2 separate regions of the Homo sapiens genome follow, and region 2 is linked to region 1. The links are chromatin loops, found by intact Hi-C in ENCODE. Cell type or tissue: dorsolateral prefrontal cortex. All regions are shown on one strand. Region 1 holds the start of REPS2 (RALBP1 associated Eps domain containing 2). Region 2 overlaps REPS2 (RALBP1 associated Eps domain containing 2).

Evidence for each region. A loop is a pair of places that touch in the nucleus more often than their neighbours do. Peaks named below come from ENCODE experiments on the same cell type or tissue, not always from the same donor. Only the 100,000 strongest peaks of a DNase experiment are listed, where the experiment ranks them.
Region 2: a loop joins it to region 1, with 4 times the contacts of the local background. A loop is called at or near these places in 6 of 110 quality-filtered maps.

Annotation. Positions count from the first base shown.
Region 1 is chrX:16,944,242-16,949,241 of GRCh38, forward strand. REPS2 (RALBP1 associated Eps domain containing 2) reads left to right here and starts at 2,417. Exons shown (of 18, transcript NM_004726.3): 1 at 2,417-2,893. The coding sequence starts at 2,621. In dorsolateral prefrontal cortex, no CTCF peak of the experiment used is centred here; a DNase peak (open chromatin) is centred at 2,380; H3K4me3 peaks cover 2,822 bases; H3K27ac peaks cover 2,535 bases; H3K27me3 peaks cover 2,328 bases.
Region 2 is chrX:17,018,293-17,023,292 of GRCh38, forward strand. REPS2 (RALBP1 associated Eps domain containing 2) reads left to right here. Exons shown (of 18, transcript NM_004726.3): 3 at 3,831-3,979. Among named protein-coding and RNA genes, the nearest start is that of REPS2, 74 kb to the left of the region's middle. RefSeq lists a silencer at 3,820-4,020. In dorsolateral prefrontal cortex, no CTCF peak of the experiment used is centred here; a DNase peak (open chromatin) is centred at 2,659; H3K27ac peaks cover 4,480 bases; H3K27me3 peaks cover 2,500 bases.

The DNA of each region.
Region 1 (5,000 bases):
CAGTTTTAGGTCTTATGATTAAGTCTTTAATACATCTTCAGTTGATTTTTGTATAGGTGAGAGAGACATAAAGGTCTAGTTTTATTCTTCTGCATATGGATATCTGGTTTTCCCAGCACCATTTATTGGAAAGACTGTCCTTTCCCAATGTATTTCCTTGGTGGTTTGTTGGAAGTCAGTTGGCTGTAAATGTGTGGGTTTATTTCTGGGTTCTCCAGTCTGTTCTATTGGTTTATGTGTCTCTTTTCATGTCAGTACCATGCTGTTTTGGTTACTATAGCTTTGTAGTATATTTTGAAGTCAGGTAGTGTGATGCCTCCAGCTTTGTTCTTTTTGCTCAGGATTGCTTTGGCTATTCAGGGTCTTTTGTGGTTTTATACAATTTTTAGGATTGTTTTTTCTATTTTTGTGAACAATGTCATTGGTATTTTGATAGGGATCACAGTGAATCTGTAGATTTCTTTGGGTAGTATGGTCATTTTAATAATATTAATTCTTCCAATCCATGAGCATGGGATGCCTTTCCATGTTTTTGTGTCCTCTTCAATTTTTTAAATCAATGTTTTGTAGTTTTCTTTGTAGTAAAATATATTTTTTATTAGTGCTTAACCCTAGACTGATGTTTTCTTTTGGGTTATTGTTTCCCAGTGAGGCTTCATGCATATATTTCTGCAGGTCTTCCCAGGAAAAATGACATTTAAAAAGAGAATTTTTGGAAAAGAGATGCAGATATGTGGGCCTGATGCTGGAACTTCCAGTGCAATGGTGGGACAGACTTTTTTTCCAGTGGCTTCTTTTCTGGTCTCTCTTTCTCTCTCTCTCTTTGAGACAGAGTCTTGCTCTGTTGCCCAGGCTGGAGTGCAGTGGTGTGATCTTGGCTCACTGCAACCTCTGTCTCTTGGGTTCAAGTGATTCTCCTGCCTCAGCCTCCCAAGTAGCTGGGACTGCAGGCACTCACCACCATGGCCCAGCTAGTTTTTGTATTTTTAGTAGAGATGGGATTTCACCACGTTGGCCAGGCTGGTCTCGAACTCCAGGACTCAAGTGATCTGCCTGCCTTGGCCTCCCAAAGTGCTGGGATTACAGGCATGACCCACCGCGCCCGGCCTGGACTTTCTTTTAAAAGCGGCTAGAGGGCCAGGCGTGGTGGCTCAAGCCTGTAATCCCAGCACTTTGGGAGGCCGAGGTGGGGGGGTGGGGGTGGGGTGGATCACCTGAGGTCAGGAGTTCGAGACCAGCCTGACAAACATGGTGAAACCCCGTCTCTACTAAAAATACAAAAATTAGCCAGGAGTGGTGGCAGGCGCCTGTAATTCCAGCTACTCGGGAGGCTGAGGCAGGATAATCGCTCGAACCCGGGAGGTGGAGGTTGCAGTGAGCCAAGACTGTGCCATTGAACTACAGCCTGGGCAACAAGAGCGAAACTCCTTCTCAAAAAAAAAAAAAAAAAAAAAAAGTGGTTAGAGTACTAGCCAGGGGGAAGCAAGCACATTTGAAAAATATAGTGTGTATGCTTTAGGATAGGGAGGAATGGAGAGAGAGAGGAGGACATGGACCGGGGTGGAAAAATGTGGGGTTTCGCATTGATTTTTGGTGTGAGCTTGAACAAGTTTTGTACTAAAAAAAATGCCTGTTTTACTACTAAAATAAGTGCTTCCTTTGGAGAGTGAGGATCCTCTGTTACTGAGGTTTGTATTTTCAGGCCCTAGCATATAAATCTGCTACATACGAGATATTCAACTGGTTTTGGAGGAATGAAGGTGAACATGGCAGTTTCCTCATCTGTAAAAGCAGGGTTTGGACGAAATGATCTGCAAAATGGGTCTTTTTGTACTCTTACTACTCTAGTATTTACGAGTAACCGATGTTATTCCTTATAAAGTCTCAACTCCTGGTTTGAGCCATGTCTGACGAGGGGGCCTAACTCCAATACCACCCTGAACACTCTGGGGTCAGTGGGACCCTGTTTGTACAGACGTCTGCGTCTTCCGGCTCTTTAGGACATAAGCAGTACTGCTATGGAAGAAAGGAAACCTAATTTCCCATGCCTTGTCCCTTTCTGGAAAGGGCATGGCGTGGTGTGGGCACCACACCTGCCCCAGCCTTCTAGCAAGAAAACAACACAACCTTCCCCGCTCCCCGAAAAGAGCTTCTCTCCAGTTGGGTCTAGATGCCCCCTTCCCAACCAGGGCGGATGGCCAAAGGCTCCGCTCCCTTGCAGGGTAGGCTTGGAAAGGCACGGGGCCCGCCTTCCTGGGCACCGGAGCCTGTGACGGGCGGAGGGCGTGCGGCGCGCTGGGTTAGTTACCTGGCGCTGGGCGGGGCAAGCGGGAGGCGGGGGCGGGGCCGGGGTGACATCTCAGGCTGTGATTGGGCCGCGCCGCGCCTGTCTCCATGTGCCGCGCAGCTGAGGCACAACATTCAAGCCCGGGGGTGGGGCCGGCGCGCGCCGGGAGGAAGCGGCCGCGCGGCAGCTGCGGGGCGTGGGGGTGGTGGTGGCGGCGGCGGTGGTGGCGGCGGCGGCGGCGGCGGCAGCTGAGGCCGAGGAGGCGGTGGCTGTGGCGGACGCAGCAGCACCCCAGCTAGGGACAGGGCTCCGCCGCGCCCCCTTGCTGGCCCCATGGAGGCGGCAGCGGCGGCGGCGGCGGCGGCAGCGGCAGCGGCAGCGGCGGGCGGGGGCTGTGGCTCCGGGCCGCCGCCGCTGCTGCTGAGCGAGGGCGAGCAGCAGTGCTACTCCGAGCTCTTCGCGCGCTGTGCCGGCGCCGCGGGCGGGGGCCCCGGGTCTGGGCCCCCCGAGGCCGCCAGAGTCGCCCCCGGCACGGCCACTGCGGCCGCCGGCCCCGTGGCTGACCTGTTTCGGGCATCGCAGCTGCCCGCCGAGACGCTGCACCAGGTGGGTCCCTCCGCCTCCTGTCCCTGCGGGTCTGTGGGGCAGTGTGTGCGGGGGCGGAGGTTGCGAGTGGGGCGACAGGGCTGCCCCCAGGGACCCGGAGGCCTCGGCCAGTTCTGAGAGAGAGGACTCTGCAGCCGGGGATGGCGGCGACGCCCTTGTCCCCGGGGGACACCAGCCTCCTTCGCAGCTCAGCTCCTCGCCCAGTGCTGGGTGCGCTCTCCCCATCTTCCTTCCCTGAGACAGTCTGACACTCTCTCCCCTCCCCCGGCCATTTCTGGGGTTCTGCAGCCGCCCAGACCCAAAGTTTGTCCTGTTCTGGAAGTGGTGTTTGTTTTGGCTGCTGCCTGGTTTAACCTCTGCTCGCTGCTCCTGCCCCTCCCTCTCCTGAGTGGGTTCTCAGGGTGCCTTGCTGGGATTTCAACTTGAAGGGTGTGTGTGTCCGTAGGGTTCGAGGCCCAGGGCTGAATGTTGTCCTCTCTATGTAGTTGTAATATATAAGTATCTACTATATGTAATTGCCCATAACATATTTCTAAATATTAATATTAAATCGAAAACCTTAATGACAAGTTGCAGAACAGGGACACGGGACTGCAAGAGGACGTTTGTCAAGTCAAAACCAAATTTCCCATTTGAGATTAGAGGTGGACTTCAGAAGTCCACCATGGGAAACAGCTGTAGTTTCCCATCTATCATTACTTGGACTTGAAATAGAATTGAAAGGTAAGGGATGTCATAGCTACCACCTTTTGGCTGTTCTATACTTGGAAAAGTACTAGGGGATGATACATACCAGACGCTGTTTTTGTTTTGTGCTTTCCTTGGAGCTTGGAGAAAGACTACTTGATAAGCCTTTGTCTGTCATTTCATGTCACCAGCACTTCATGGTGATAAGACTGTTAATATCAGGTTCAAAACGTGAAATGAAGCTTTTCCTAAAAGCAATAGTATGAATGTTATTAACACCAATGGAATATTTAGAGTGGCGAGTGGTATTTTAAAATCTAGTTTCAAAGGAGAACTGAGGGTTTTATGGTTCACTTGCAATGTCATTGTGTTCATACGTATTTTTAAAAAAATTGCTTAAGACTGCGTTTTATACTGCTGGAGTGTTTTTACTGCTATATGTTTGTGAGCATAACTTTAGACACTTTGTAATCTTTCACCCTTTTGAATTTGGGATTTCTGAAACTGTAACTAGTATTCACAGAACTTAGCATGGCTGTTTATCCCTAAAGAAGTCCTTGATATGTAGACAGTTCTGCCATTGCTGATGAGTAGTTGAGCTGGATCAGGTAAAGAGAAAGTCAGTGTCTTAAAACACAAACCGTGGCTATTACATGAGGCCCTCAGAATAGTCCCGAGCATAATACATTTATTCAGTGCTGTAGCTGCTTCCCAGCTGAAAGAGGAATAATTGACTGAGGCTATGCAGCAAGTAAGTGACAGCTGGGTACCTATTAAGGCTTATTTTGTTGTCAGTAATGCATCGGATAAGAGGAGGTGGGCATAGTAAATCTGAATATGTTGGTTGATGCCTCTTTAGGAATTGGGAAGAAGGATTTCCTGATGTTAGAACCCATGCTTTCTTGAGGTACATATAGTTTTAAAAGGACCCAAGGCACAGTGGCTGTGCGTGAATGAGATTATATTTTTGATGTCCAGTTGAAATCTGCTTGCAAAAGACTGCTTCAGATACTGGCAAAAGGGGACATCCCTGCGAGATTGCTTGGAGTAAATCTCTCAGAGCTCGAAGCTCCCTTATTCAGCCTAGCAAAGCAAAACACATCATCCACCTTTAATCCAACAAAATTACCATAACTCAATATTCTTGGTACAGGTGAAAATGAACATTGAAGGCATCCTGGACATGTGATCCTAAGAGAGTCAAACAAAGTCAGCAACCAGCAGACACCTAATTTTCACCCATCACTTTGGTGGTGGTGGTGGTGGTGGTGGTGGTGGTGGTGTGTGTATGCTCCATCCACTTTAATTTGCATTACCCCATCAGTGTATTAGCCATTCTTTAAAACAAACGTAGATGTTTTTACCCTTTCTCTGTTAAACAGGAACCTGTAAGTTGAGATTTAAGTGCCCCAACAGGTAT
Region 2 (5,000 bases), 74 kb after region 1:
TCTTGTGCCTCAGCCTCCCGAGTAGCTGGGATTACAGGCGCATGCACCACTACACCCAGCTAATTTTTGTATTTTTAGTAGAGATGGGGTTTTGTCATGTTGGCCAGGCTAGTCTTGAACTCCTGGCCTCAAGTGATCTGCCCACCTCAGCCTCCCAAAGTGCTGGGATTACAAGTGTGAGCCACTGCACCTGGCCTGCCCATCTACTTTCTGGTTCTATGAGTTTGGCTACTCTTGATGCCTCATATAAGTGAAACCACACAGTACCTGTCTTTTTGTGACCAGCTTGTTTCACTTCTTTCTTTCTTTCTTTTTTTTTTTTTTTAATGTGGCTCACATTCTTTTTTGGCAGATAACATTGAAAGACTGTGAACAGCTGCTGCCATTTTGATGGAACATGAGTTCTCTGCCCAGCACCCTCCACTCCATATTGTCTAGCTAATGAGGCTCAATGTCACTTGCCATTTATTATTGCATTTATGCTGTTTACATTTTTTCTAATGGATTGAGGAAATTGAGGTATTTTTTTTTCTTTTTTGAGTGACAGGGTTTCACTGTCACCCAGGCTGGAGTGCAGTGGCATGATGCAGCCTTGAACTCTCAGACTCAAGCGATCTTCCTGCCTCAGCCTCCTGAGTAGCTGGGACTACAGGCATATGCCACCATGCCCAGCTGATTTTTTATTTTTATTTTTTTAAGAGAAGGGGTCTTACTGTGTTGTCCAGGCTGGTCTCAAACTGCTGGGCTCAAGTGATCCTCCCACCTCGGCCTCCCAAAGTGCTGGGATTACAGGCATGAGCCACCACTCCCAGCCTAAAGTATTCCTAATATATCTGTATCTCTATCAAATATGGAAAAACAAAGGATTTTTCTCTCTTGTAGAGGGTCAAGTGTTTAAAAAGGAGCAGGCATAATTTTCTTTGTGGAAGGGAAAAATAGTCATTTATGTTTAATATACAAAGCATTTCTGTGTTCAAAGAATGTAACCTAAGATGAAACAACAATGAAGCAAATTGTCATCTTGGATGGCCACTCTCATTGTCTCCTCAGACCCTCTAAACATTTAGTGTGAACTCTTACTTTGTTTGCTGTGTGTAATTCAATTCAGTTTGGGAGACAAGATTCTAACCAATGACTACAAATAGACCTTCTTCTTGACAGACATCATTGTATAGCAGGTACTTTATTGATTAATTTTTTCAAAGTTTCACTATTAAATTTTGTGTATGTGTGACTAGGAAAAACATTCAGTTGAGTATGGTGACTCATGCCTGTAATCCCAGCACTTTAGGAGGCCAAGACGGGAGGATCGCTTGAGCTCAGGAATTTGAGACCTGTCTGGGCAATATAGCAAGACCCCATCTTTACGAAAAATAAAAAAAGAAATTAGCCAGCATGGTGGCAAGCACCTGGAGTCCCAGCTACTTGGGAGGCTGAGGCAGGAGGATCAGTTGAGTCTGGGAGTTCAAGGCTGCAATGAGCTATGTTAGTGCCACTGCACTTCAGTCTGAGAGACAGACCTTGTCTCAAAAAAACAAAAACCAAAAAAAACATTCAGACTGAAAATTTACAAACTACTTTTACCTTTCACTTTTTAAAAGCTTGCATCAGTTTAAGGGAAATGGCACCTTCATGAAAGTTTTCCATGATAAGAATATTATTATGTATGGTTATACTTCTGTTAAGTGAGAGTTGCTTGGAACCACCTGACCAAAGAAAGTATGAGAGAACTTCAGCTGTATTTTGTCTTTTGCTGTTTGGTGGCTGTCTGGGGGAGAGAGGTGGTTTTCTAGGCACATAGCTCTAAAGAAATGCCATAGACAGGGTGGAAGAATGTGTGAAGTGACAATGTCCTAGACAATATCTGGGAGCCCTACTTAAGTCCTAATATAATAATTGATATTCATAATTCAGTTAGTGTATTCCATTGTTCCTTGGAGGTATCTGTTGAATGCCAGTAAGGCACTGGTCAGGGAGCTTATAAATACTGAGCATTTATTTCTTTTCTCCCTCAAGAAGTACTTGGAAGTAGAGTCATCCTCTTATGGGTAGATCAGGGTGCAAATTATTTTATGTGATCTTGTTTCATCTTTTTAGATCCTTTTTCCTGACTGAGCTGGAGCACATACCTGAGACCAAAACCATAGAGTTAGCTTATATTTGATTTACTAAGAATCTAGAGTTTCTTTTCTCTTGCTTTTTTGCTTTTGAAGCCCATTCCTGCTTTGAGTGCTGGAGAGCTGCCCGAGATTGGGAAACATTAAGATTGGTTACTCTATTTATGTCTCTTGGGCCCTTGGCTGATTGATCACACAGGGATTTGTCATATTGCCTGCTTCTTTTTTTTTTTTCTGGTACAGAATTTTGCTCTTGTTGCCCAGGCTGGAGTGCAATGGCATGATCTTGGCTCACTGCAACCTCCGCCTCCTGGGTTTAAGCAATTCTCCTGCCTCAGCCTCCTGAGTAGCTGGGATTACAGGCGCCTGACGCCACGCCTGGCTAATTTTTGGTATTTTTGTGTAGAGACGGGGTTTTACCATGTTGGCCAGGTTAGTTTCGAACTCCTGACCTCAGGAGGTCCACCCGCCTCCGCCTCCCAAAGTGCTGGAATTATAGGCGTAAGTGAGCCACTGCGCCCGGCCGCCTGCTGCTTTGAATCAAATGTGAACATAGCAACTAAAAGTAAACATCATGTGGATGTTAGAGAACCAGGGGCCTTCTTTGCCTGGGGAACTCTAGGATACTTGCTTGCTGTTGCTAAGATGTTTTCTGGCCTTAGCACAGCATCAGTCATTGAAAGTGCAGCTGTGTTTTTGGAATAGAGAGCTGATGGAAGTGCAAAGGCACACTGATGAGTATTATCCTGAACAATGGATACAGATGCAAATCATTATGCATAATCCATAATGTCCCCATTTTTGTAGGGTTTTGTGCTACGTGATTGTGTGTGATTTGATGTGCTGAGAACTAGAAGTGTGCCAAAGTATCATTTCCGCTTTCAGAATAGTTTTGTTAGAATTTTGAAAGATGAGTAAATATACCAGACCGTTGCTTTTCAACTCTTTGTAGCATTTTGAGTGGCTAATGGTTTTGACAGAAGAATGTGGCTGAATGATAGATTGATTGCTCTGACTTGATATTGTTTTCCTTATTCCATTATGAAAAGACAACCAGAGATTGGATGTGAAAATTCCTTAAAGAATTACATAGGATGAGAAACTGTTCTACCCACTAAGTTTGCCATAGGAACAAGGGACCATTCTGTAGAGCACTGGTAAAGTACCAGCTTGCCTGCATTCAAACCGTGGCTCTGCCACAGATGAGTTGTGTGATCCTGGGGACATTACTTAGCTCCTTTATGACTGTTTCTACTTTTGCAATGAGGGGGTGGTAATGATAGTTTTATCATACAGAGTTGTTGTGAGGATTAAATGAGTTAATATTTGCAAATCTTTAATACTGTGCCTGGCATATTTAAGCATTATATGAATTTTACCTGCCACCATTTGTCACTTATTATTGTATTATACAGTGTCATATCCTTTTTCTTGGTTATTGAAGGATGAAATGGGAGATCAGTCCCAAATCTGAATTTATTCTGCGATTTGGCAACATTGAAAAATGTTAAGCCAGAATACTTTGGTTAAACCATAGCATTTTAAAAATCAGGACGTTATTATAGGAGTACTCATTGTATCTAAATCTAAATTTATATTTAGTGCTCTGGAATTTTTCCTCAAAAATGATTCATCGTTTGGCCATTGAGTTCCCCTTTTTTGCAGTTTTTAAATTAAGTCTGACTAGAGCTTCTCTGATTTCTGGTCCCAAAGAATTGCCTCTGCCTCGCTTTATGATGTCAAAGAATGATGGTGAGATACGATTTGGGAACCCAGCTGAGCTGCATGGAACTAAGGTTCAGATTCCATATTTAACTACAGAAAAAAATTCCTTCAAAAGAATGGACGATGAGGATAAACAGGTAAACAGTTTGTTCAGATGTGTTCATTTGATTCTGACCATGAAACCGCATGTAGCAGGGCCTCGTATCTACTGTTCAGCTTCCAGCAAATCTCACCATCTGGAACCCAATTACAGACTTGGAAGTGAGCCAGTAAAGTTTTCTCCTAGCAAGAAAGAGAGACCGACACATATGAATCACCACCACCCACTTAAGGGCCCTTTAGAGCCTACTTTAAAGTAGAATTGTGTCTAAAATAAGGCTACCGATTTAATACATTTATTGATTTCACTAGCTCAGTGGTTTTCTAAATGGATTCTTGGAAATGTAACTTCCAGGAGTTTTTAATAGGTTCTCTTCTCCAAAAAGAAGTCTGTAGAAAAGGTTTCTCCTATTATAATAAATGTGTTTGGAGAATGCTGCTTCATATTCCCTTGTTGAGGGAAGGACTAAATCCTCAGTCTTGGAAATTCGTAGTGCACATTAGCACGGTAAAAGCCCTGAGAAGTTCTGCAGTGAAGAGACCTGGAAATGTGTGTTTACTAAACTTCTTTCACCAGGAAATTCTTTCTTGGGGAACATATTTGGAATACTATCTTGGGAAATGCTGCCATTACCCATTTAGCAGGTTTGGAACCAGAACAGGGAGGATAGGCTTTTAAAATTAGACCACTAATTGCAATGGTCAGATGATGATTGGTGGAGACAACAGTATAAAATCTCAGAAGAGTGGGCAGATCCAGAAGAAGTAAATAGTCTACACATTGGTGTACCCTGCAGGCATCAAGGTATAGCTCATACTTCCAGCAAAGATACTGAATCATGCAGAGAAGTCAAATTATGTTCAACATAGTGTCTTCTATAAGGTAAAGAAATTTATTATAGGAACACTTGAGGCTGGGCACGGTGGCTCACGCCTGTAATCCCAGCACTTTGGGAGGCCAAGGCGGGTGGATCACAAGAGGTCAGGAGTTCAAGAGCAGCCTGGCCAACATGGCAAAACCCTGTCTCTACTAGAAATACAAAAATTAGCCGGGCGTGG